2 separate regions of the Homo sapiens genome follow, and region 2 is linked to region 1. A link is an interaction called in ENCODE POLR2A ChIA-PET data of the cell type or tissue named here. Cell type or tissue: A673. All regions are shown on one strand. Links, peaks and the distances in the headings refer to the core of each region. The heading gives the core; the rest is flanking DNA.

Region 1 (12,145 bases), core at 3,715-8,714:
TTTTGTTCCATATGAATTTATAATAGTTTTTTTTCTAATTCTATAAATATAACATTGGTACTTTGATGGGAATAGCATCAAATCTGTAAATTGCTTTGGGCAGTATGGCTATTTTAACAATATTGGTTCCTTCTATCCATGAACATGGAATGTTTTTCCCTTTGTTTTTGTCATTTCTGATTTCTTTCAGCAGTGTTTTGTAGTTCTCCTTGTAGAAATCTTTCACCTCCCTAATTAGTTGTATTCCTAGGTATTTTATTCTTTTTGTGGCTGTTGTGAATGGGATTGCATTATTTATTTGGCTCTCAGCCTGAACCTTATTAATGGATAGAAATGCTACTGAATTTGTACCCTGAAACTTTACTGAGGTTGTTTATTGGTTCTAGGAGAATTTGGGAAAAGACTATGGGGTTTTCTTGGATGGGATTATCACCTGTGAAGTGATACCGTTTGAATTTCTCTCTTACTATTTGGATGCATTTCTTTTTTTTTTTCTCTTGCCTGATTGCACTGGCTAAGACTTCCAGTACTATCTGAATAGGAGTGGTAAGAGTGGATATTTTTGTCTTGTTCCAGTTCTCAAGAGGAATGCTTCCAGCTTTTGCTCATTCTGTTTGATATTGACCGTGGGCTTGTCATACATGGCTATTATTATTTTTAGGTATGTTCTTTCGATGCCTAGTTTAGTGAGGATTTTTTTTTTTTTTAACATGAAAGGATGCTGAATTTTATCAAAAGCCTTTTCTGCATCTGTTGAGATGATCATGTGGTTTTTATTTCTAGATCTGTTTATGTGATGAATCACATTTACTAATTTGCATGTTTTGAACCAACCTTGCATCTGAGAAATAGAGTCTACTTGGGCATTGTGCATTAGCTTTTTGATGGGATGCTGGATTCAGTTTGCTAGCATTTTTGCAACTATGTTTATCAGGGGTATTCACCTGAAGTTTTCTTGTTTCATTGTGTCTCTGCCCAGTTCTGGTATCTCAATGATGCTGACCTCACAGAATGAATTAGGGAGGATCCCTTCCTTCTTTACTTTTTGAGAATAATTTCAGTAGAATTGGTACCAACTCTTCCTTATACAGCTGGTGAAATTTGGCTGCAAATCCATCTGGTCCAGGGTTTTGTCTGGTTGGTACCTTTTTTATTACTGATTCAATTGTCAAACTTGTTATTGGTCTGTTCAAGGTTTCAATTTCTTCCTGGTGCAGTCTTGGGAAGTTATATGTTTCCAGGAATTTATACATTTATTCCAGGCTTTCTAGTTTGTGAGCTTCTCTATCTCATTCAGTTCAGCTCTCATTTAGGTAATTTCTTTTCTTTCTACCTTTGGGGTTGGTTTTTTCTTGTTTTACTAGTTTCTGAACATATGATATTAGGTTATTAATTTGAGATTTTTATAACTTTTTGATGTAGGTGCTTAGCACTATGAACTTTTCTCTTAACACTGTTTTAGCTGTGTCCCACTTCTGTGTCCCAGAGCTGTGTCTCTGTTATTTTTCATTAGTTTCAAAGAATTCCTTGATTTCTACGTTAATTTCATTTTTAAATCAAATGTCAAAAGGAAAGGGATGGGGAAACATCTATCAAGTACATGGAAAAGAGAAGAGGGTAGAGGTTGCTATTCTTATTTTAGACAAAACATATTTTAAACCAAAAACAATCCAAAAGGACAAAGAATGGCATTACATTATGATAAAGTGTTCAATTCACAAGAAGACGTAATTATTCTAAATATATATTCACCTAACACTGGATATCAGATTCATAAAATAAGCTCTTAGAGACTAACAAAGAAACTTAGATAACGACACAATAATTGTGGGAGACTTCCTGGTTGATAATTTCCATGTAACTGTATGGTTTTGAGAGATCTTCGAACTTATCTCTATTTTTACTGTACTGTGGTCTAAGAGTGTGTTTGGTATGACTTCCATTTTTGTGATTTTTTTGAGAATGACTTTATGGCAGAGCATGCGGTTGATCTTAGAGTATGTGCCATGTGCAGATGAGAAGAATATATATTCTGTTGTTGTTGGGTGGAGTGTTCATAGATGTCTGTTAGGTTAATTTGGTCAAATGTCAAGTATAAGTCTCAAATATCTTTGTTAGCATTCTGCCTCAATTATCTGTCTAACACTGTCAGTGGGGTGTTGAAGTCCTCCACAATTATTGCGTGGTTATCTAAGTTTCTTTGTAGATCTCTAATAACTTATTTTATGAATCCTATACTCCAGTGTTGGGTGAATATATATTTAGGATAATTAAATCTTCTTGTGAATTGAAAACTTTATCATAATGAAATGCCATTCTTTGTCCTTTCGGATTGTTTTTGGTTTAGAGTCTGCTTTGTCTGAAATCAGAGTACCAACTTCTACCCTCTTGTTTTTTTTTTCCATTTGCTTGATAGATATTTCCTCATCCCTTTTCTTTGGGCCTGTGGGTGTCATTGCATTTGAGATGACTCTCTTGAAAATGGCATACTATTAGAGCTTACTTCTTTATCCAACTTGTCACTTTGTACCTTTTAAGGGGGGCATTTATCCCATTTACATTCAAGGTTAATATTGATATGTGAATGCTTGATTATGGCATTGTGTTGTTAGCTGATTGGTATGTAGACCTGATTGTATAATTGCTTTATAGTGACAGTGGGATATGTTGTTAAGTGTGTTTTAATGGTGGCAGGTAGTAGTCTTTTATTTTCAGGTTTAGCATTGTCTTAAGAACCTTTTGTTTGGGAGATCTGGTAGTAATGAATACCCTTAGCATTTTGCTTGTCTGAAAAGGATTTTATTTCTCCTTCACTTATGTAGCTTAACATGACTGGATATGAAGTTCTTGGTTGGAATTTTTTTTAAGGATGCTGAATATAGGCCCCCAATATCTTCTGGCTTGCAAGGTTTTTGCCAAAAGGTCTGTTGTTAGCCTAATGTGATTCCCTTTGTGCATGACCTGACCCTTCTCTCTAGCTGTCTTTAACATTTTTTTCTTGTGTGTTACCTTGGAGAATCTAAGGACTACACATCTTGGGAATGGTCCTCTTGTAGAGTATCTCGCAAGGGTTCTTGGAATTTCCTGAATTTGCATTTCAACCTCTCTGTAACAGTTAGAGAAATTTTCATAGACATGATTCTCCAATATGTTTTCCAATTTGCCTGCTGTCTCTCCATCCCTTTCTAGGATTGCAGACATATGGTCTCTACATAATTCCATGATTCTTGAAGATTTCATTGAATTTTTTAAATTGTTATTTTTTTGACTGGTTGTATTGATTCAAAGAATCCACCTTCAAGCTTTGAGACTCTTTCTGCAGCTTAATCTATTCTACTGTTAATACTTTGGATTGTTTTAACATTATGAAATTCGTATAGTTTTTCAGTTCTATCAGATCAGTTTGGCTCTTTCTTAAAATGGCTATTTCATGTCTCAGCTCTTGTATAATTTTATTGGATTCCTTGGATTGGGTTTTAACTTTCTCCTGAATCTTTGCCATCCAGATTCTGAATTCTATTTCTTTCATTTCAACTGTTTCAGTCTGCTTAAGAACCGTTGCTGGGGAGTTAGTACAGTCAATTGGAGGTAAGAGGACACTCTGGCTGGGTCTTTCTTGTCTGTGTTGGATGATATTCCTTCAATGTTTGAAACTGCTGTTCATTAAATAAGGCTTTTTGCTTTTATATTCTTTGGTGCCCTTGAGGGTTTGACTGTGGTATAAATTTGGTTTAGTTAATACACCTTATTTCTTGGATGATTTCAGGAGGCCAAGGCTCAGGTCAGCACTCCTGGGCTGCATATTCTATCCCTGTGAGGCTAGGACCAGGCCTATGGCTGTGTGCTGGTGTGCACTGGGAGGTGTCCATTTTCAACAGCTCTCCAACTGTTAGGTGGGGTCTGCTGGCAAAAAGCTATGATAGTGGCAACTGGCAGGTGTCTCTGCTGTGCAGCTGCAGCTCTGCTGCAAGAAGGTCTTGCCAGGCAGGCATCCTGGGAGAGGCCAGTAAGTGAGGAGGTGCTCAGATCAGACTATTTCCATACCACAAGCAAAATAGCCCTGCTCTGTCCAGATCTGTTGGCCAACAAAGGCTGAAGCCATCTACAGTAATGACGAGCCTTGGGGGATGGGTATGCATGGCCCTACTCCACTACAGCTATTCCTACACAAAACCCCCTGGGCTCTTTCAGGCTGGAGTTCTGTGTCTGCCAACTCTCCTGGCAGATCTCCTTGCCAACTCAAATGTCCATGGGAGTCATGGGCATCACAGAGGTCTGTGATGAGAGTAGGCCACTCCACACCTCTTTTACCCCTTGCCTAGAAGCTGCTCAGGGCCAGGAACAATTCCTGGTGCTTAGCAACTATTGAATGGTTCCTAGCCTCCTCCCCATTCAGCCTGGGTGTGAGTCCTCCCTCCATCCACTGTCAATGCCTTCTTTCTGAAGATCTGTTTGGAGTGTGCTGGTCTTCTTGACAATCTGTTCTCTCAGTAGGAGGACCTCTTTCTGGTTGTGTCAGTTTGCCATCTTGGCTCTTCCATATCTCTCCAAGATACTATCTTAGTTATATTTCACATTTAAGTTTATAATCCGCTTGAATATATTCTTGTATATCGCATGACAAGGGTCCAGTTTCATTTATTTCCACGTGGATATCCAGTGGACACTTCAACACTTATTTAAAAGACTACTTTTTCCCATGTTTTTCAGTTCTAACTTTGTCATATATTAAAAGTTGATTATGTGTGTCTTTCTGTTCTTTTTTCTTCTCCATGTCTTTCTTTTCTTGTGTCAATAATTAACTGTACCTTTTTAAGTGTTGATAATTGATAACACAAATCTTCTAAATTTACACTTCTTTAAGACTGTATGGGTTTTTGGTCTTTTTCCTTTCCATATACATTTTATAATTAACTTCTATGACCCACCCCATACACATACTCCTACTGGGATTTTAATTAGAATCTCAACAAATCTAAAAATCAATTTGCTCAGGATTAACATGTTTACAATATTGTATCTGTCAGTTCAAACACATGAAACTCCCTGTTCTTTATTTAGGTCTTCTGCTATTTTCTCCCAATGTGTTGTAATTCTTTGTGAAAATATCTTACACATCATTTGTTAGATTCATTGAAATACATTTAATATTTTCTCTTACTAAAAATTATGTCTTCGCAATTAAATTTCTAATTGTTGATTGCATATAGAAATTGAAATTTCATATGAAACTTGTAAGTAAATTACTCTTTAATTCACTTAATTTTAATACTTGTTTAATAATTATATTTCTTTTATATACAGACCAATGGCGTTTTTGAATATTAAAAAGTTTTCATTTATTTCTCCTTTTACAATTATTTTGCCTTTTAGCTATTGATTTTTTAAATCTTAGTCATGGCTAGAATATGCTGTATCATAATACATAGAAATGACAACAGTGAGCTTCTATGTTTTGTTGCTGACTCAAGGCAGGACATTTCAGAATTTTTTTAAGAATGACACTGGTTTTTATTGGTACCCAAAATAAAAATTATAAAGTTTCCATCTATTGTTAGTTTCCCAATAGTTTCTATTATAAGTGAGAGTTAAATTTTAACAGTCTCATTTTTTAGCATCTGTTTAGATAATCATAGCCTTTTTCTCCTTTATTCTGATAGTAGTATGAAGTACTTTATCTAGTTTTTAGGTGTTATAAGCAAATCTAGATTCCTAGAATAGGAATAAACTTCATCTTTTTTTTTTTTTTTTTTTTTTTGAGATGGAGTCTCACTCTGTTGCCTAGGCTGGCGTGTGGTGGTGCTATCTTGGTTCACTGCAACCTCCTCCTCCTGGGTTCAAGCGATTCTCCTGCCTCAGCCTCCTGAGTAGCTGGGATTACAGGCACGCACCACCACGCCCAGCTAATTTTTGTAGTTTTAGTAGAGACGGAGTTTCACCATGTTGGTCAGGCTGGTCTCAAACTCCTGACCTTGTGATCTGCCCGCTTCAGCCCTCCAAAGTGCTGGGATTACAGGCATGAGCCACTGCACCTGGCCAAACTTCATCATTATTTTGGGGCATTCTCCTTTTACCTATGGGCAAACTTAGCTATTACTAATTTATTTAGACTTTTTGCATATACGTTCATGGGATAGATTGCACATCTAATAACACAGACTAGTCATACAAGAAACAAAAACTGATAAAACTAAAAGAAGAAACAGGATAATAATTTCTTAATAAATGCAAAGTATTCACAAAATTCATCATTCATTCCTGAGAAGCCTCAACAAACTATAAATAGAATTCAACATCCTCAACCTCATAAAGGGAATCTGTGAAAAATCTACAGATAACTTACCTAATGGTGAAAGTCCAAATTACCCTCCTCCATCAAGGTCAATGATGTCTGCCCTCACCACTTCTATCTAACTTTGTACTGAAGGTTAGTTAATGCCAAAATTCAAGGAAATAAAAATAAATAGTATCCAGATTGTAAAGAAAGATATAAAGCTGATTTTATTCCCTGATGACTAAATCATCTATGTAATCATAATAAATTTATAAAGAAAAGCTTTTACAAAGTTGCAAGATATGAGAACAATATACAGTGATTATACTTATGTATACAGTAATAAAAATCTGAAATTACAATTTAAAAACCATACACTTTATAATATCATCAAATCATTATGTAGGGGTAATTATATGAAAATATACAAGATATATAAAAGTTTGTATGCTAACTAATAATGTGTCTTGCCCACTTCCTGTTTATTAAACACTGGATATGTTCCATATGAGTTTATATTTCTATATCAGAAAACATGGAGTTAATTTTTTTCTCACTCTCAGTGATAACATGAAGATTGAGATATTGCACATGAAAGTTACTAGTATGATATCACATAGTAGGAATTCAATATATGAAAATTGCTGCTTTAGATTTAGTCTCAGCAGGCCACAGAATTTCACTTAAAATAATTTATTTGGAAAAAAAATCAGTGAAGAAACAATTTGCAGAGTTGAGTGCAGGGTTTAGAGAGGTCAATCTGGTGGTAAAAACGGGTATGGCTTTGAAGGGGCAAGAGGAGGAACAGTGCTTCTGGAGCTCAGTGACTTCTGTTACCATACAGGAGGAGATGGCCAACAAGAGGAACAGTTATGAAGTGATTTAGCACTGCTGGAACTGTGGTACTGATTCAAGCAAGGAGGCTCTGACATTTGTTTCCTCTTGTCTTCTGATAATTTGCTAGAGTCCTATTGGGTGAATCTGATCCGAAGCCAGAAGACAGGGAGGTATGGGTGATGCAGTTCTATAAGTCAACCCCTCAAAATATACGGCAGAAAAGAAAAGGACAGAGAGGACAGAAGATGAATCAATCAGGGAACATTAAAAGAAGATAACCTGTACAATTTCTTTCTTTTCTTTCCAGAAAGAAAGAGATACTATGGGTGCCAATGTTCTCAGCTTCATTTGTCTTCAAGCCACCTGGCTCTGTCAAAGTTCAGTACCCTTCAATAATTTGGCCATGTCTGTTAGACAAATGAGGTTGCAAGCTTACTTAATGATACCAGTGGTATATTACCACTTAGAACGCATGCTAATTTTTCAACATTTGACATGAAGTAATTAAAATTCTATGGAGTAACAGGACCTGTCCTAATTTTCTCATTTGTTATGAAATATTATTAAACAAAAGCAAGTATTTCATAGCCACCCGTCAATACAGGTAAGTGGTTTAACAGAAAATTCCAGATGAATAAAATAACCCATTGTGCATGTTGTAAACTGATTGGTGCATTTGGCTAAGCTACACGAACGATATTTCACATTATTCTTTCCTGCGTGTGCATGGTCAAATAGGCGACTTTGCACAGGCAAGGCCCTTTTATCTAAAGGTGACTATTTGTCACCATTACTGATTATTGACACCTTATCTATCCTCCTCAGGTTGGCTCCAATAAAACTCCAATGTCGACTTTTCTGATTTCCCACCTAGAAAAAATAGTTGTTACTTATAGGTAAGCTTAATATTTTATTCCTCTTTTACATTATTTTTCTTCCTATCAGTAATCGAGTCCTGTCAACCACACTCCTCTACTTTATGAACCCTTTCATTTCCTTCCCTCCACCTTTGCCTTACTTTCTGTCAACACTATCTCTTTTCTGAACTCTGTAGTATATTCCTAACTCATCTTGAGTTTCCCATTCACATCTACCCAGCAGAGTGACTTTTCTAAAAACAGCAATAGTAACAATAAACTCCTGTCATAAAACTTTCCTACTTAAAATCTTTTAGTTACTTTTTATTGACATAAAGGCCTATCTCATTAGAATGAGACCAAGAGCTCCTCAGGAGTCATCTCTTAACTTCCCAGCCTCACCTGCCACTTCTCAGAAGCTCTTGAATGCCACAATAGCATTTAGTTTTCTCAATTGGCCCAGTTCTTTCACAGCCCCGTGCCTTTGCATACGGTGTTAACTGTACCCGGAAATCTCAACCCACAACCATGCCAACACCTAGGTCATTATCCTCACCATTTCCTTTGCATTCTTCTAGCTCAGTTCAAGCATTATCCAGTTCATGAGTCTTCCTGAATGCTCCTTTCTCACTCCATATTTTCCCAATCTGTGCATTAAAAGCATATGATTTTCTGTCCCAGATTATAGATAGATGCCAGATATTGAGCATCTTTGAAGGTCAAAATTATATCTATTCTCCTTTCTATCTCCAGCACTCATCACATTGTCTGTCATCTGTGGATGCTCAGTAAATGCCTCCTGGAACAAAAGTAGAATTGAATTCATGGATTCAGTCTATCTAATAATTGAATTTTATTTGCTCTGCCAAGTGTATGGCATAACAAAGGCCCTCTCTTTGAACAAACTTCAGTCAGGCCCATCTATGCCCTTTTCTCAACTAGGCTTCTTCCTTGGGCCTTGTTCTCAGGCTCGTATAGCCAAGTTCTAGTAAGACTCCTGTTAAGTCAGTCTATTGGGAATCTCCACCCTTGATATTTTAGGCCTGCCTTCAGGAAGAACCTCGAGTGAAGTCAGTTTATCAAGACTTCCTCCTATCATTGATGTTTCCTGTTAGTAATTTTCCATCTACTAAACTCCTCCACCTCTCAAATCAACTCCTTGGTTATAAATACCTACTTGTCCTTGCTATATTTAAAACTGATTTCAGTCTTATATAGGGAGGTCTCTTTTCCTCTGTTGCAATAGTTTTTGAATAAAATTTGTGTTATTACTTTCCAGTTCCCGTTTTCTTTAACACTTAGAATTTTGAGTCTCTAAAATGATATTGTTTGATTATATAAGCTTCTTCAATCTGGCTTAACTCATTTTATGGCATAATCTATGAGCATTAAAATAATTTAAGTTAGTAAGCATTACTCTGGTTCTTTAGTATATCCATGTAACCCCAAACTGTACTTTTGTGAGTGGTATTTCCTCTTGCTGAATCATCTAATTATGTTATAGTCAAGAAACCAGTATGGCATGGTAACAAAGAACAGCTAAGTTGTCTGGGACTGACATGAAAATGATATTTATGGGTCACTTCTTGGCCTCCTGTGTGCTGGGCACCAGGTTAAAAATTTAGGATACAATATTAAACTACACAGACAAATTTCACAGCTTTAATGAGAGAGATGAGGGCATAGATAATATAACCAAAAATGATAAGCTCAGACTACAATTTGTCTATGGAAAAACTAAGCAGGGTGATAGGATAGAAAATATTAGGGGAAGGCTATGTTAGTGGGGCTTATCAAAAGAGATGGCTAGTGTATTTAACTAGCAATAAAAAAGGCCTAGTAATTGTCCTGAAATTCATGGTGAATTCAGTTGAAATGTTTTATTGCTGAATGTATATTGCCCTGTACAGCGTGCTAAAATGGTTGAATTCATTTTAAGATACAACTCAAAGTAGAATTCCTTGATTCATTCAGACATTTTTGAATATTTGAGTAAATAAGTTATGGTTTTCCTCCCATGAAACTTAAAATCTACTAGAAGAGATATGATACAAATAATTGTACAAATAATAATTTATTTACAAATAAAAATTTAAAAGCTTTATCACGTCCCAGTGTTTAAAATTAATGAGTCCTACACTGCTATCTTCAATTTAAAAGCTAATAATCACAGCTTTACTAAAATGAGAAAAAAGAAAACATGATGGGAACGTGGTATGTATCATACACTGTGTACAGATGCTTTAACACATGCTATTTCATTTGTTTTCACAATAATACTGTGGATTTGGTGGTATCATCCAAACAATTTTTATTTGAAGTAACTCTGCTGAGAAGGGATAAGGAACATGACCTGGATCACATAACTGTGTGTCAGAGGCAATATTCAAACTCAATTCTGTCTAATCCAAGACTCTTCTCACTTCTTACTTGAAGTACATTCTACTCCAAATAGCAGAAAAACAAGACAATAACAAATTTAAAAAGAAAACCCCTAATTTACTTATTTGTGTGAATAAATGAGGCATTTGAAATTCCAAACTTCCACTTTAGTTTTATCTAGCTTCCACTGAGGGATTCAGATAGATTAGAATTTACAGTTTCTTATACAACAACAAAAACTACAACCTACAAATTATTTAGGTACAACCTAAATTTTCCTGGTAAAACCAAAGATAAGTAGATATTATTGTTATTATTTCCATTTAATTGAAAAAGAATCAAGCCCAGGAATGATGAAATGACTTGTCCAGAATCACACAGCTAATATATGCTGACACCTACACAGACATCTAGAATCTAAAGGCACTGTACTTTATCCAATATGTTCTATAATTTTTCATTGTGTAATGTCTAAATTTCTAACATTTTAAATTTTTATTTATCAGCAAAATGCATGTTTTAAGAATATATTTTGTTTCATTATTAGGTATAAAGTACTTTTTGGTTTTTAAAAAAATTTCTACTGTAAAGCAAGAGATCCTGAAGCTCATATAACAGTTGTTATCCTTAAAATATGCAATGACTTCCAAGTTATCTTGCCAAATGAGTTCAGCAACAAACGCCCTGATGGTCATAACATTAATATAATCATAAAAGTACCATTACATTAATTAGAACTTTGTAAATGCTGTAATTAAGATATTCTGTGACAGCTGTCTTTCCTGTCCCTGAGCGTTCCTAAGAAATCTCCTAACACCACTTATTTCTGAACCATCATCTGCCTAGAGCTGGGAGAAGCCATCTGTTAGTATATTTGAAATGTTAAGTGACAAAGGGGTTTCAAACTATTATATCCCTCAGAATCCTTTTTTAGGGAGAAAAAGAAGCAGCACTTGGAAACCATTTCTCGGTGATTTTTTAGCTAGACCTAGCAGGGAAAAAAACTAGATTTATTTTTAATCTTGCATCAGTGTTAAGTGGTGGAAAAAGTCTGGGATTTGGAGTGAGGTAGATCTGACCTGATTGTTAACAGTATGACCAAAGACAAGTTACTCAGCCTTTCTGAGCCTCAGTTTCTTCATCTTCATGATGGAGAAATATCATAAATGAGGACGTCATGCCTACTTTTCATTATTGTTGAGAAAATAAAAGGATACATTTCAGGTGTAATGCCTTATAAAGTTTCTACCAAAGGCTAATTTTATTTTAAAGTACCATCAGAATGACCTTAAAGAAGATATAGTGCTTGACTTTTTCCAGCTATTTTATGCAGCTTTGGAAAATGTGTTTGTCTTCAAAACTACTTCTCAGGTCCTCAGGTCACATTATACTTATTTTTATTAAACCCAAGAGGTAGCAGAGAGGGTTTTACTTAATATGCAATAAAGAGGAATTCAGTATCTACTATAATCCACAATTTCTGATTTTAAGCAAATCACTTTACTCTGATACTGGTGGGCTGGGGGAGGTCTCCAAATGCCAGTAGGACATTGACATTGTAGCGAGAAGGAGTTCAAAAATGAGACAGAAAATAGTGAAAGTAAGGAGATTTATTGCAAAGTGAAAAGTACTCACTCAAGAAAGGGGAGTGTGGGTGTACTCAAAATAAAGTCACATGCAAGGGGATTTGGGGCTGCTACCTTTATGGGTTTCTTTAACTGAGGGGTGGAATATTCATGGAGACTCCTGGGAAAAGGTGGAGATTTCTCAGAACTGTGATGCCGCCCATTTTTAC
Region 2 (12,145 bases), core at 3,299-8,298, 67 kb before region 1:
GGGCCCTCTTTCTCCTTATTTAGCTGCTTGGTCTGCCAACCTGTTTCCCTCAGCTATTTCATCCATCCTTTTTTGGTGGCCTTTACAATGTATTACTGCCACTTCCCATAGGAGGAAAACTGAGGATAATAGTCTACTAATTCCTTGATGGTATTTAATGGGAGACCTGTTAGCTATGAAGAGTTCCTGTCTTTCCAGATAGGGACATGCATATGAAAAACTAGGAAAATGTACTTAGAATCTTTATAAATGTTAACTGCTTTCCTTTTGCTTAACTCGAGTGCCCTTGTGAGGGCAATTAGCTTGGCTAGTTGAACACTTGTGCCTGAGGAGAGGGACACATTCTCAACAACATCATTTAGGGTAACTATTACATATACTCTGCTTTATGGATCCCTTATTCTACAAAAGAACTTCCATCCATAGATAATCCAGTCTAGCTTCTCTAAAGGGGTTTCCGTGAGGTCCCCTCTGGTCACATAGGTTTCTACTACTATCTGTTTCCAATCATGTTTGAGTTCCCTACCTTCCTTGAGGAGGAAGGTGGCTGGATTTAGGGAGGGACGAATTCTTAATGGTACTGCAGATCCCTCTAATAGCAAAGCTTGATATCTGAGGAGGCGGTTGTCTGCTAACAAGAGATTCTCCCTTAGAAGACAGTAGTCCTGCCACATTATATGGGGTGTAAACAGTTAAGCTATTCCTCATGGTTAACTTAGTAGATTCTGGTACTAGCAACGCTATCACTGTGACTGCCTGGAGGCAGGCTGGTCATCGACTGGCTACCAAATCAAGCTCTCTACTTAGGTAGCCCACAGGCTGCTAGGCTGGACCCTGGGCCTGGGTTAGAACTCCCAGGGTCATTTCCTTCCTTTCTGACACATAAAGATTAAAAGTCTTTCTATGGGAAGATTAAGGGGGCTGGTGCCTTAAGCAAGGACAAAGACCTGTCTAGTCTCCGGTTTCCAAATTAGAGGGTGAGTTTTAGCTGCCTCAGTCTCGTTAACTAGGTGATATAAAAAAAAACAAGCCATTTCACTGTACCCAGGTATCCATAGTCTGCAGAATCCTGTAATTCCCAAGAATCCTCTCAGTTGCTTGAGGGCTTAGGGGAGGGGAAAGGAGGAGATGGGCTTAATTCTTTATTTACCTAATGCCCTGGTCCCCTCTGACAAGACCAGACCTAGATACTTCACTGAAGTCTGACAGAGCCGAGCTTTAGATTTTGAAACCTTATTTCCTCTGTTACCCAGAAAATTAATAAGAGCCTTACTGTCCTCCTGAGAGTTTTCCTCAGTTGGGGCACAGAGGAGAATGTCATCTATGTATTATAAAACTTTAACCTGAAGAGAAAGGAACTCAGAGAGGCCTTTTGACAATGCCTGCTCAAACAAGTCGGGGCTGTCTCAGAATCCCTGACATAACATTGTCCAGGTTAGCTGGGTAGTCTGGTTGGAGGGATCCTCAAATGAAAACAAATACTGGGAGTTGAGGTATAATGGTATGCAAAGGAAGGCATCCTTTAGGTCCAGGACTGTGAACCATTTAGTCCCCTCAGGTATTTGAGCTAGTAGAGCATATGGAGTGGGAACCACTGGGTGAACTGGAACCACAGCCTCATTAATGAAGTGGAGGTCCTGGACCAGTCTCCATTCCTTCTTGGGCTTTTATACTCCCAATATCTGGGTATTACAAGGGCTATAGCAGGGTTTGAGGAGGCCCTTCAACCTTAAATATCGATGATGGCTTCCATTCCTTTCCTAAGTTCTGGTTTCAGGAGATACTGTTTCTGGTTAGGAAAGGAGGTGGGATCCTTATGATGGATCCAGACCACTATGGCAGTTGTGTGTGGCTCGGCCAATTTTCCCTCGAATTGCCCAAATTTCTGGGTTAATATTGGTCTTTACTACGGGGAGACAAAGAGTTTTTCCTGGGGCCATCAGGATGGTGGTCCCCATGTGAGCCAGAATATCCCTGCCCAACAGAGGAGTTAGGCTTTCAGGCAAAATTAGAAAGGCATGGGTGAACAAGTGGTCTCCCCAACTACAACTAAGGGACTGGGAAAAACATCAAGTTAAAGGCCTTCCTGAGACACTCCTCACTGTTGTGCTAAGAGAGGAAGGGGGCCTGGATTGGTGAGGAGAACCAAAAGACCCACTCCAGAATTTCCAGAATTTTGATTTCCAGAATTACCTGGGGTTCTTGTATGGTAATGGTGGTCTGGACCACTGGAGCCAGTGGGGAGGAGCCCTGGAACCCATCAGTCCTGCTGGACCATTTGAGAGATTGGCTCTGGACCCAGTGACCAGGGTCCCCTGGAACAGTCTGCCTTCCAGTGGTTCCCATTGCAGATTAGACAGGGTCGAGGTGGCTTCCTCATGCTGCCTGGGAAATCCTTCCTAAAGTGCCCTGGCTTGCCATATTGTAGCAGTTAACAGGGGCACTTCAGGGATTCTGGGGTTTGTGGGCTTTGTAGTAGTCATTAAAGCCTCTGCCACTTTCCTGTGTCTCCTTTCTCTCCCCTGGGCCTCCTGTCTCTGTTGTAAAAGACCAAGGTGACCACTTTCAGGAGGTTCTCTAAACTACTATCTGGTCCAGGGCCTGTTTCTATAGCTTCCTCCTGATATCAGAGGCTGTCTGCGTAATAAATTTATCCTTTAGGATTAGTTGTTCCTCTGCTGAATCAGGAGATACAGAGGTGTGCTTTACCAGGGTCCCTCTTAGCCTTTCCAGAAAGGCAGTGGGGTTCTCATCAAATCCCTGGTCTATCATAGATAGCTTGGTAAAATTGAGAGGCTTAGTTCTAGCCCCACATAAGCCCTCCATTATGCACACTGAAAGTGTTTCCTCTTCTATTCTTCCATCTCATCACTGGGAGCCTATTTAGAGCCCTCTGATGGTACCACTTCTCTTCCAGTTAAATAAAGTTTGTCCCTTTCCCTGATACTATATGACATACAAAGCTCATCCTCAAATCTCTCTGCTGTTTGCAGAGCAGCCTGCCTCTCAGTTTTAAGCAGGGTTTGATTCAAAAGTAACAACATCTTTCAGGGAGAGTTCAAATGCTAGAGTTAAATTCTAGAAAGCCTCTATATATCTGTCAGGATCATCTGAAAACTTGCCAAGACCCCCTTAATTTTTCTGAAGTCCTGTAGAGTGAAGGGGATCTGGACCTTACCGGGGCCAAATTCAATAGGAATCTGTTGGAGGGGCAAGAGTGAGGCTGGGGCTTGTCTAGGGTGAGGAGTTCTAGAAGGGGGCAAGCAAGAGAGAGAAACTGGATAGGGAGGACATGGTGGACCCAGAGGAGCAGGGCCAGAGGGAGCTGGCTCCCCTGTTAGAGGTGCCTCTGGGGCTTGTTTCTTTAGTTCCCTGGGATTTCCCCTTGCAGCCTCTCCTGAGATGGCAAACAGGAGGGTTGGATCAATCCTACATTGGTGGAAAAGGCCTGGATTACCTGGCAAGGTAAGAAAGGCCTGCGCATATGGGGCCTCAGATCATTTGCCCTCATGTTTACAGAAAAGATCCAACTACTGGATGGTATCAAAATGAATAGCTCCTTCCAGAGGCAGATCATAATTTCCTGCAGATCATAATTTGGCCAAACATTTGTGCAAAAGGCTATGAAGTATATTTCCTCCAGAGTCTGAGGGTCAAACAGTCCCAGTGATTCAGGATACACTCCAGAGGAGTATAAACTGAGGATGGTCAAGATGGTTGGTTGCTTGTTCTGAAAGAAAGAGAAATAGGCATCTCTCATTTCCTTCCGCCTTTCAGCAAAAACCCAGTGTGTGAAGAAGAGAAAAAAGGGTATCCCCCTTTTTGTCTTTCATCTTTTTATCCCCTTTTTAACCCCAAATTGCACATGGGTGCCAGTGCAACATGCATCCATGAGGCAAGGGGGCGGCTAGAGGATAGGAATTATTTGCACTCACCTACGCCTCCATTCCCCCTACTGCTGGAAACTTTTGGGTTCCCTGGGCCTCATCTATGCCATGGAGCATGGCCTTCTTACATGAAACAAGGACTTAATAGGCAGGAATTAGTCCTGCCCATCTATGCTTTGCCTTTTGCCTGCCTTTGGATCCCTTAGATCTAGTTTTCCTTTCTAGGGCTTCAACCTGAAGCTTGGAATCAAGTTGAGGACAAAAAGGTGTCTTGGGGGATACATGGATTCGTTTAGATTAAGTCCCAGGGGGCCTTGCCACATTTTCAGTCATCAGCCAGCAGGGTCGCTCCTCCACTGCTTCCCTACCACAAGCAGAGTTCAAAGGTAGGAAAAAACTTCCCCTTGAATAGAAAAAGAAAAAACAGCTTAAGCACAAGTGGGGGACGCTGGGGGAAGAACCTCTTGCTCTACGCAAATGGATTCTTTTAATCACTGTAACCTTCCTCTGGTTTGGAAGGAGCTAGACCCCTTGGCCAGGGGAGGAAAGACTCTGTGGGCACGTGGCAGGAGGGGTTGGCAAGTGGGAAACACTGGTCAACTAACCGTGTGGGGCCCCCGAGTCTGGTCTGGGGCTCCTGCGGTGGCCATGGATCCTTGCCACCCCTCATGGCCGTTAGCTGCGCCATGTGCATGCTGTGTACACACCCAAGCACCCAAGCTGGGAGAGGGAGCAAAGGAGAGCCGCCATGTGCTGTGCATGCCTGCAGCTGATGGAGTGGATGTTGGAGTAGCATCTCTAAGAAAAGATGGAAATTGCATTGTTCTGAATTGCATATCTGATGGCTTAGCCAAATGCTCATTCTACCGAGTAATATTCCTGCAGGTTGTAGCAATATAACCTTAACATTATAAAAGGAGAGAAAGGAGTCATTTCAAACTGTGAAAGAAGAAAGGAAAAATATCATAGAAGACTCTGGGGGTATTAGCTGACACCCTAATAGGTGGTTGGGGATTAAGCCAAGTCTAGGGTTCTTCCTGCAACACTGGGGAGTGTTGCTCAGCCAGATGCCTTCAATTGCCCCAGGACTTTATTTCAGTCCCACATGACAGCTAGACCTCTGTGAAGAAAAATGGAGCCAACATTCCTTTCACCCAAAAGAGAGAGGGGGCAGGTTCACATCCTGTCCTCCATAGCTGTGTCATTCACCCTTAAGTGACGACTCAGAGTTTCGATGTGTCATTTGCCTTCAGAGGAAAGTCTGAGGACAAGAACTTTTGGGGAAAAAAAAGCAGAGTAAGATCTGCATTTACTCACTCTTCTGATGAATCCCACATGAGCCCCCAAATGATGCAGGATATTTTCTTGACCCCTTCACAGGACTCGCGACAGGGTGTCCTGATTACTCAGCCTGAAGTGTTCAACTCTTCATGGGAGGGAGCGCATGAGCAAACAAGTGTGGGAACCAGCAGGCTGCTTTGGTGCCAGCAGGAGAAAACTTTGTTTACTGGAGCCCGCCATGCCCCACCCCTCACGGGAGTCCTTTGCCTTCCAGCTGTATTCACTTAAGAACATGATTTCCTTTCTGGATATTGTTACCAATACCTTCCACTTATTCCATTAGGCCTAGAGATGGTAATCCTTTGTTACTATTTTGTCTTTGCAGTTCTCCAACACTCAAATTCTATAGTTGACCACCTTTAAAATAAACTTTCCTCAAATAATCCAATTTCAAGTGTGCCATCTGTTTCCTATTGGAACCCTTCCTGATACAGATGGTTTCCTGGAAAAGACATCCAAAATGAAGAAAATGAGGAAAGTACAAGGTTTAATAATTGGTGTAGGAAGAGGAAAGATCATGTATGAATGCATATCAGGGGGCCAGAATAAATGTGACTTATGTGAAAGCAAACTGAAAACTAAGATTTCTATGCAATCAGTGGATAATGAATATGATTATGACAACAACAATGATAAAAGCTGTCTTGAGTTAGCAGAGGCTTTGACTAGCGCAGGGAGTGGAGAAACTAAAATCAAGTTTGGAACCAGGAAAGGAGCAAGTATTGAGTCAGCAACATTGGCAAAGGTAAGATACTAGGCTATGTATAGAAAGGTGGCCTCGCACCATGGGTGGATGTCAGTTTGTGGTACAAGGGAAACATTTCTGGGAAGGAAGTCAATATTTCAAACTGGTTTTTCATAAATATAGTCTGTGCCTGGGCTTTCTGATAAATCATGCTTTCTGCCACATTAGTCATGCACCTATTTATTGCACGTAATGGTGGTGGTGAAAGCTGAATTACTCTAAATGTGATAAAGATGATACTGGGGAGATGATGGGGTGATAGTGGTGACACAATTCAGAGTAATGGTGAAGAAAGTGCTAGTGTTGGGAACAGGAAGGTTAGTGAGGAAGACTTAAGATTGGCGTTCTATCTTAAGATGAGTGAGGTGGAACCAGGTTATAGAATCAAAGAAAGTGCTTGAGTCATTTCTGTTTCTCTATAGTTATATTAAGAGCAATGGCAAATGAAGATGATCATGACAACAACAGTGATAAAGACTCTCCTGAGTTAGCAGAGGCTGTGACTAGGGTAGGGAGTGGTGAAACTAAAATCAAATTTGGAAAGAGGAAAGGAGCAAGTATTGAGTATTATTCATATTAAAAGCAATGGCAAAAACTGCAGTTACTTTTGCACCAACCTAATAAAATGATAGCAGTACAGATTGAGCACTCAGTTGAGAGAGTACAACGATGAGCCCAGTGTCACTGAACTAAGATACTGCTGAAGTGAATAAGCAAATTTGATAAAATTCCCAACACCCCATCATTTTATATGGGTCTGTAATTTCCTGCCTCTTCATTCAATAGTGATGAGACATATCACATACTGCATTAATGCTACTGAATGTGCCCTCTTTCTTTTTGCTGATTCAGTAGCTCAGAAAACTACTTCTCTACCTATAACTTGTTCAGAGAAACTAAGCCCTCTTTAAAAGCATTGATTATAGATAAGAAATTCACCATCATATGCAAGAATAGTAAGAGTTCTAAATAGGCTTAATCTATTTAGGTTAAATAGTTTAGAGGTTGAAACATAATATTCTCCAAAAAAGAAAAATAAAATTAGAATTGATTGTCTACAATATGCCTTGGCTTGTGCTATGTGTATTAATTGTATTATTTTCATCTTTGTAGTATTTTAATTACTTTTTATCAATAGGGTAGCCATCTAAATTGGATGATGCTCATAGTATAATGGTCGTTAAATAACTTGACTGTTAACTCAGTACATAAAAGCCCTTGAAGATAAATATCTAATATTCTTCTGATGTTATTTGAGAAGCAAAATTTAAAAATATATCCTAGTCATAGAGAGAGAAGTCAATAATTGAAGGAATCATTAGACTTCCTGGTCAGTTCAAAAAAGTTCATGTACCTCAAACGGTGGCTGAAATGCTTTCCTACTTTGATAAACATTTATTAAGTATCTACTGTGTTTCAGACAGTATACTAGGTGCGATAAAGATATGTAAACTTCAAAAAATATTAAGTCATTAAAATCTAAATCAATCATATTATTTTCAGCAATAGAATGGAGTAAATAGGCTTTGGAGACTAGCCTGGAAATGCTACTCAATATCTTGGATTTTATTACCTTCAAAACTCAGGCAGCTTTTCAAAAGCAAAGAAATGACTACGAAAATAATGTTTATTAACTGTGGCAAGTAGTTTAACTCTCATATTTTATTTTATGATCATAAGAATTGAAAGGAGGGATAGTTTAGGTCAGTGCTTCCCAAATATTTTCACACTGTGGTACATAAAAAATTATATTTATACAGTATATTTGAGAAAACCAGGAGTTCGAGTGTATGTTTATCTTTTTGCCTTATACAAACACTATCATGCAGGAGATTCCCTGTAATTATTTCCTGTGTTCAGTTACTAGTTTCTTTCTTTCTATGTATCATGTCTGTTTATTTTTTTCTTTATCCCTTCTCTTTTTATGTTAACACAGATGAAGCAAATATTTATTTCAGTGTTTTGTTGATGATTTTTGCAACTATATGAAACTTGGCTTTTTAAATATTAGGTTTATATGGAAAAGTATTATTTGGAGGCCAAGGTGGGCGGATCAACTGATGGCAGGAGTTCAAGACCAGCTTGGCCAACATGGTGAAACCACGTCTCTACTAAAAAATGCAAAAATTAGCTGGGCATGGTGGTGCACACCTGTAATCCCAGCTACTCAGGAGGCTGAGGCAGGAGAATCACTTGAACCCAGGAGGTGGAGGTTGCAGTGAGCTGAGATGATGCCATTGCAGTCCAGCCTGGGCGACAGAGCAAGACCCTGTCTCCAAAATAAATAAATAAATAAAATAAAAAATATTAAATATTCTAACCCTAATTTTTTTTCACATTTTGATAAGAAATTTGAGTTTATTACTATAAACATAATTTTGGCAAATAATATTTATATTTACAAAATTTTATAACACTTTTATAAGTCATTTTTTAAATGACATAAATTCCAGGTCAAACTATTTAAAATTAACATTACTTTAACAAACTAATATGGTTTATTTATTATAAAATTATATTTATGTATTGTAATATTTGTTTTATCAAATGAAAGTATACAAAAGATTTACAAAAAATGCTGTTGCATTCCAACCCCACACCTTCCTACTCTCCTGGTTACCCCTCCCAAAGATGACCTCTTTCAAGTCTTTTAAAATAATGTATGTTTTATTTTCATTAATAAAATTCAGAAATTATCTTTTGAATTGCTGTGAAAGTGCCTGTGAATTTTCTAATTGAAAAATGCCATCCCTTCTGCCTCCCCTCTCCCATTGTCTCAATATCATTATTTCGTATTTATATTATATAGACTGTGTTTACATTATATGAAATGATTATATGAAAGATTATTTATAAACTGAGAATTGAAGTATATTTAATTATATTTCCTTTTCTACTTTTTGTTTTTCCTGAACAAATACTTGTCATTTTTGTTATTTGCTTATTTTGTTTGTACTCTTCCTGTATATTCTAAAATCGCCTCAAAACAATTTTTCAACAACTTCAGTCTCACTACGTAATCTGTCATTTCCTGTTTTCTCTTGGAGACTTTCCCGTTAGTGATGGCCATTCTCCTCACTGGGCCGAGAGTTCACTAGCCTTGTTGCACAGTTTGATTTTCTTTTGACCACACTGACCCTGTCCGGAATGGCCACATTGGGCACTGGGTTTATGTATCTTCTTGCCTTATATAATTGTTCTAATGGAGGTGATTCACTACGATTATTTTCTGTGTTCAGTTACTTGTTTCCTTCTTTGTTATGTATCATGTCTTTTTTGTTGTTATTTATATATGCCACCTTCCTTTTCTCTTTTAACACAGAATAACCAAATATTTATTTTAGTGTTTTGTTGAGGATGTTTGCAACTATGTTCCTTAGAGACATCACTCGGAAATATATTTTTTTTTCTTCTACTGCCTTTTACTGGCTTTGGTATCAGAGTATTACTGGTCTCATAAGATGAGTTTGGAAGTACTCCCTCATCCTCAGGTTTCTGGAAGATTTGCGAAGGATTCTTGTTACTTCTTCTTTAAATGTTCGGTAGGATTCACCAGTGAAACTCTCTGGCCCTGGACTCTTTATTGTTGGGAGGATTTTGATTACTGATTAAATATACATACTTATTTTCCTGCTCAAATTTTCAACTTCTTCATGATTCAGTTTTAATAGATTGTATGTTTCTGGCATGTATTCAATTATCCTAGGTTATTCAATTTGTTGGTATAGAATAGTTCAGTTTGTTCTGATCCATTTTATTTCTATGGCATTAGTTATAATGGCTTCTCTTTCACTTCTTTGCATTCTGCCTCTTTGCATTTATTTTTGATTCACATAATAATTGTAAAAACTCTTTTTCTGTCAGTTGTCTCTTCCTTGACATTATGGGCACACAAAGAAAAATCCTGAATTCTTTATAAGAGTTTGATGAAAGCTACTAATGTCCCATTATGGATCTTGTTTTACAAAATAGTCCAATGAATCTATATGGTAATTGAATTGAATTATATACAATAAATTTTATTCAATTAAAATTAAGTAAATGTTCCCTTTATTCTTAGCAATATTCATAAGGAAATACAAAAATATATGTAATGTCATTCCTTAAAATATTTAAGAGTCAAAGCACTAAAATTAGGTACAATGAACGCTGACCGTGTAAAGAGGATTAATTTTATATTTTCCACATGGGGAAATCTGTTTCATAAGCTTTTCAAAAGCTCCAGTTTTTCTAACATTTCAAAGACAAAAGAATTCCACATTTTATCTATTTTTTTTTTCATTTCTGCTTGCAAGCTGATAAAGTCTTTCCTGAACTCACATCTGTCTCTTCATTCATTGTTATAAACTGCCCGGAATAATCAACAAACTGTAGCATTCTAGTTCTTTTTAAGTTCTTCTCATAGAGATATGGGTTCAGTAGGTATATAATCTACTTTCCCAGTTAATGCAGGAGGTATTATTACTAAATATTTTTCCATTGTGTGCACAAGTCTTCAACTTTCTAGTTTTTGATACAATTTTCCTAGCTGTTTTTCAGTCAATCAACTAAGCCAGTAGCAGGTAGTTTACCTAATGTTACAGCAGCACACCCTTTAGATAAAACTAACAGATGTAATTATTATTAATTAAATTTTCTGTTTTTGCACATAGCTTATTTTTTTGCCGATGTAGCAATTCCAAACAGGTATTTTTCATGTGACCTTTTTCATGGTGATTGGGAACAAAGCCACTTACATTTTGTGGCTCTGCCATTGCTTAAAAAAGGGGTTAGAGGCCAAAACCTGTTTTTATATAACTCGTGAGCTGGGAATGAATTTTATGTTTTTTAATAGTTGAAAAAAATCAAAAGAAGAGTAATACTTTGAGAAAAATAGTACATTTTAGTGTCCATCAATAACATTTTATTAGAATGTTAATTTGTTTACATATTGTCTAAGGTTGCTGCTTTTATTCTAAAATGAGAGTGGAGTAGTTCTGACAGAGACTGGTAACTGTTTGGTCCTCAAATCCTAAAACATTTATTACCTGGTCCTTTACAGAAAATATCTGTCATTCTCTGCCTTTGAGATTCAAAGGAGTGTGTGTGTGTGTGTGTGTGTGTGTGTGCGTGCACACCTGTGCATGTGTGTGATGTGATTCCTGCTTCCCAGCAACGTTACTCTATAGAAAAAATGTACAACATTTTGTTGGGTAACTAGCTACCTTTGCAGTGGTCTGATTCAAAACCCTACTCCACAAACCTTTAAATTGACAATACCCTTTTCCCCTTGTCTCTTACTTCACCATGGTAATCAATTTAATTGGATTAATATCCTGCCTCATAATAAAATATCAAATATAAATGACTCAGGGATGCAGCAGCATACTATGGCCTTAAAATGAATGTAACCAATGGTTTATATAAAAACAGCTCATAGATTCTAGCCTTGAGCTGGTTTTTCATGGGGGTAAATGTCAACTACCATGAGCCAGAGACTTTTATGTGAGTTACCTTATTTACTCAGGACAACAAATAAAATAGATGTAACTATTCTCTTTTATAATTGTGGGATATGGGGTTCAAAGAATTTAACCAAATTCCTCAAGAGTGTATAGGTAGGTGGAAAGTGATAAGATCAAAATTCAATATTAAATTTTGCATATTACCTCAGCCTATGTTTTCACCATTTCCCCAATTGTGATAACTGTTCAAATTCAAGGAGGATGGGCTTAAAATAGAGGATCTTGAGAAAGGAAACGGCCGTCTGCAAATGAAGACCTGAAATCATTTAGAGGTTTACCATTATCACAAGAAAAATGACATGCAAAATGTTTTCATTCTTTGGAAAGTGTGATGGGTTTTATTAGATTTATGTATTCAGTTGAAATCATCTTCGACAAGCTGTTTCTGGAGTATGAAGTCTATATGACAAAACCGTCATTAAAATAACAAACTGGAGTAGTTAATAATAGTTAAACTAGTCTCTATGCAAGTTTTTATCTGCCAGATTTAAAATATTCAACACAGAGAAAAGGTGATTAAATAATGGTTACCTTTAGAAGATAGTAGTTGGCACTGGGAAGGGGCACAAAAAAAAATAAGTCTGGAGCGCTAACAGTATTTTATGTTTTCATGAGGGTAGTGATGACAGAAGTGTATCTACTTTATAGAAATTCATCCGTCACCTAAA

Evidence for each region. ChIA-PET counts read pairs that join two places held together with the same protein. Peaks named below come from ENCODE experiments on the same cell type or tissue, not always from the same donor. Only the 100,000 strongest peaks of a DNase experiment are listed, where the experiment ranks them.
Region 2: POLR2A ChIA-PET joins it to region 1 with 5 read pairs; 2 of 35 experiments call an interaction of 5 or more read pairs at or near these places.

The regions. Positions count from the first base shown.
Region 1 is chr11:82,065,141-82,077,285 of GRCh38, forward strand. The region is part of intron 5 of MIR4300HG (MIR4300 host gene); the gene reads right to left. Among named protein-coding and RNA genes, the nearest start is that of MIR4300, 180 kb to the left of the region's middle. In A673, for the core only: no CTCF peak of the experiment used is centred there; no DNase peak of the experiment used is centred there.
Region 2 is chr11:81,998,681-82,010,825 of GRCh38, forward strand. The region is part of intron 6 of MIR4300HG (MIR4300 host gene); the gene reads right to left. Among named protein-coding and RNA genes, the nearest start is that of MIR4300, 110 kb to the left of the region's middle. RefSeq lists an enhancer at 4,449-5,648. In A673, for the core only: no CTCF peak of the experiment used is centred there; a DNase peak (open chromatin) is centred at 5,411.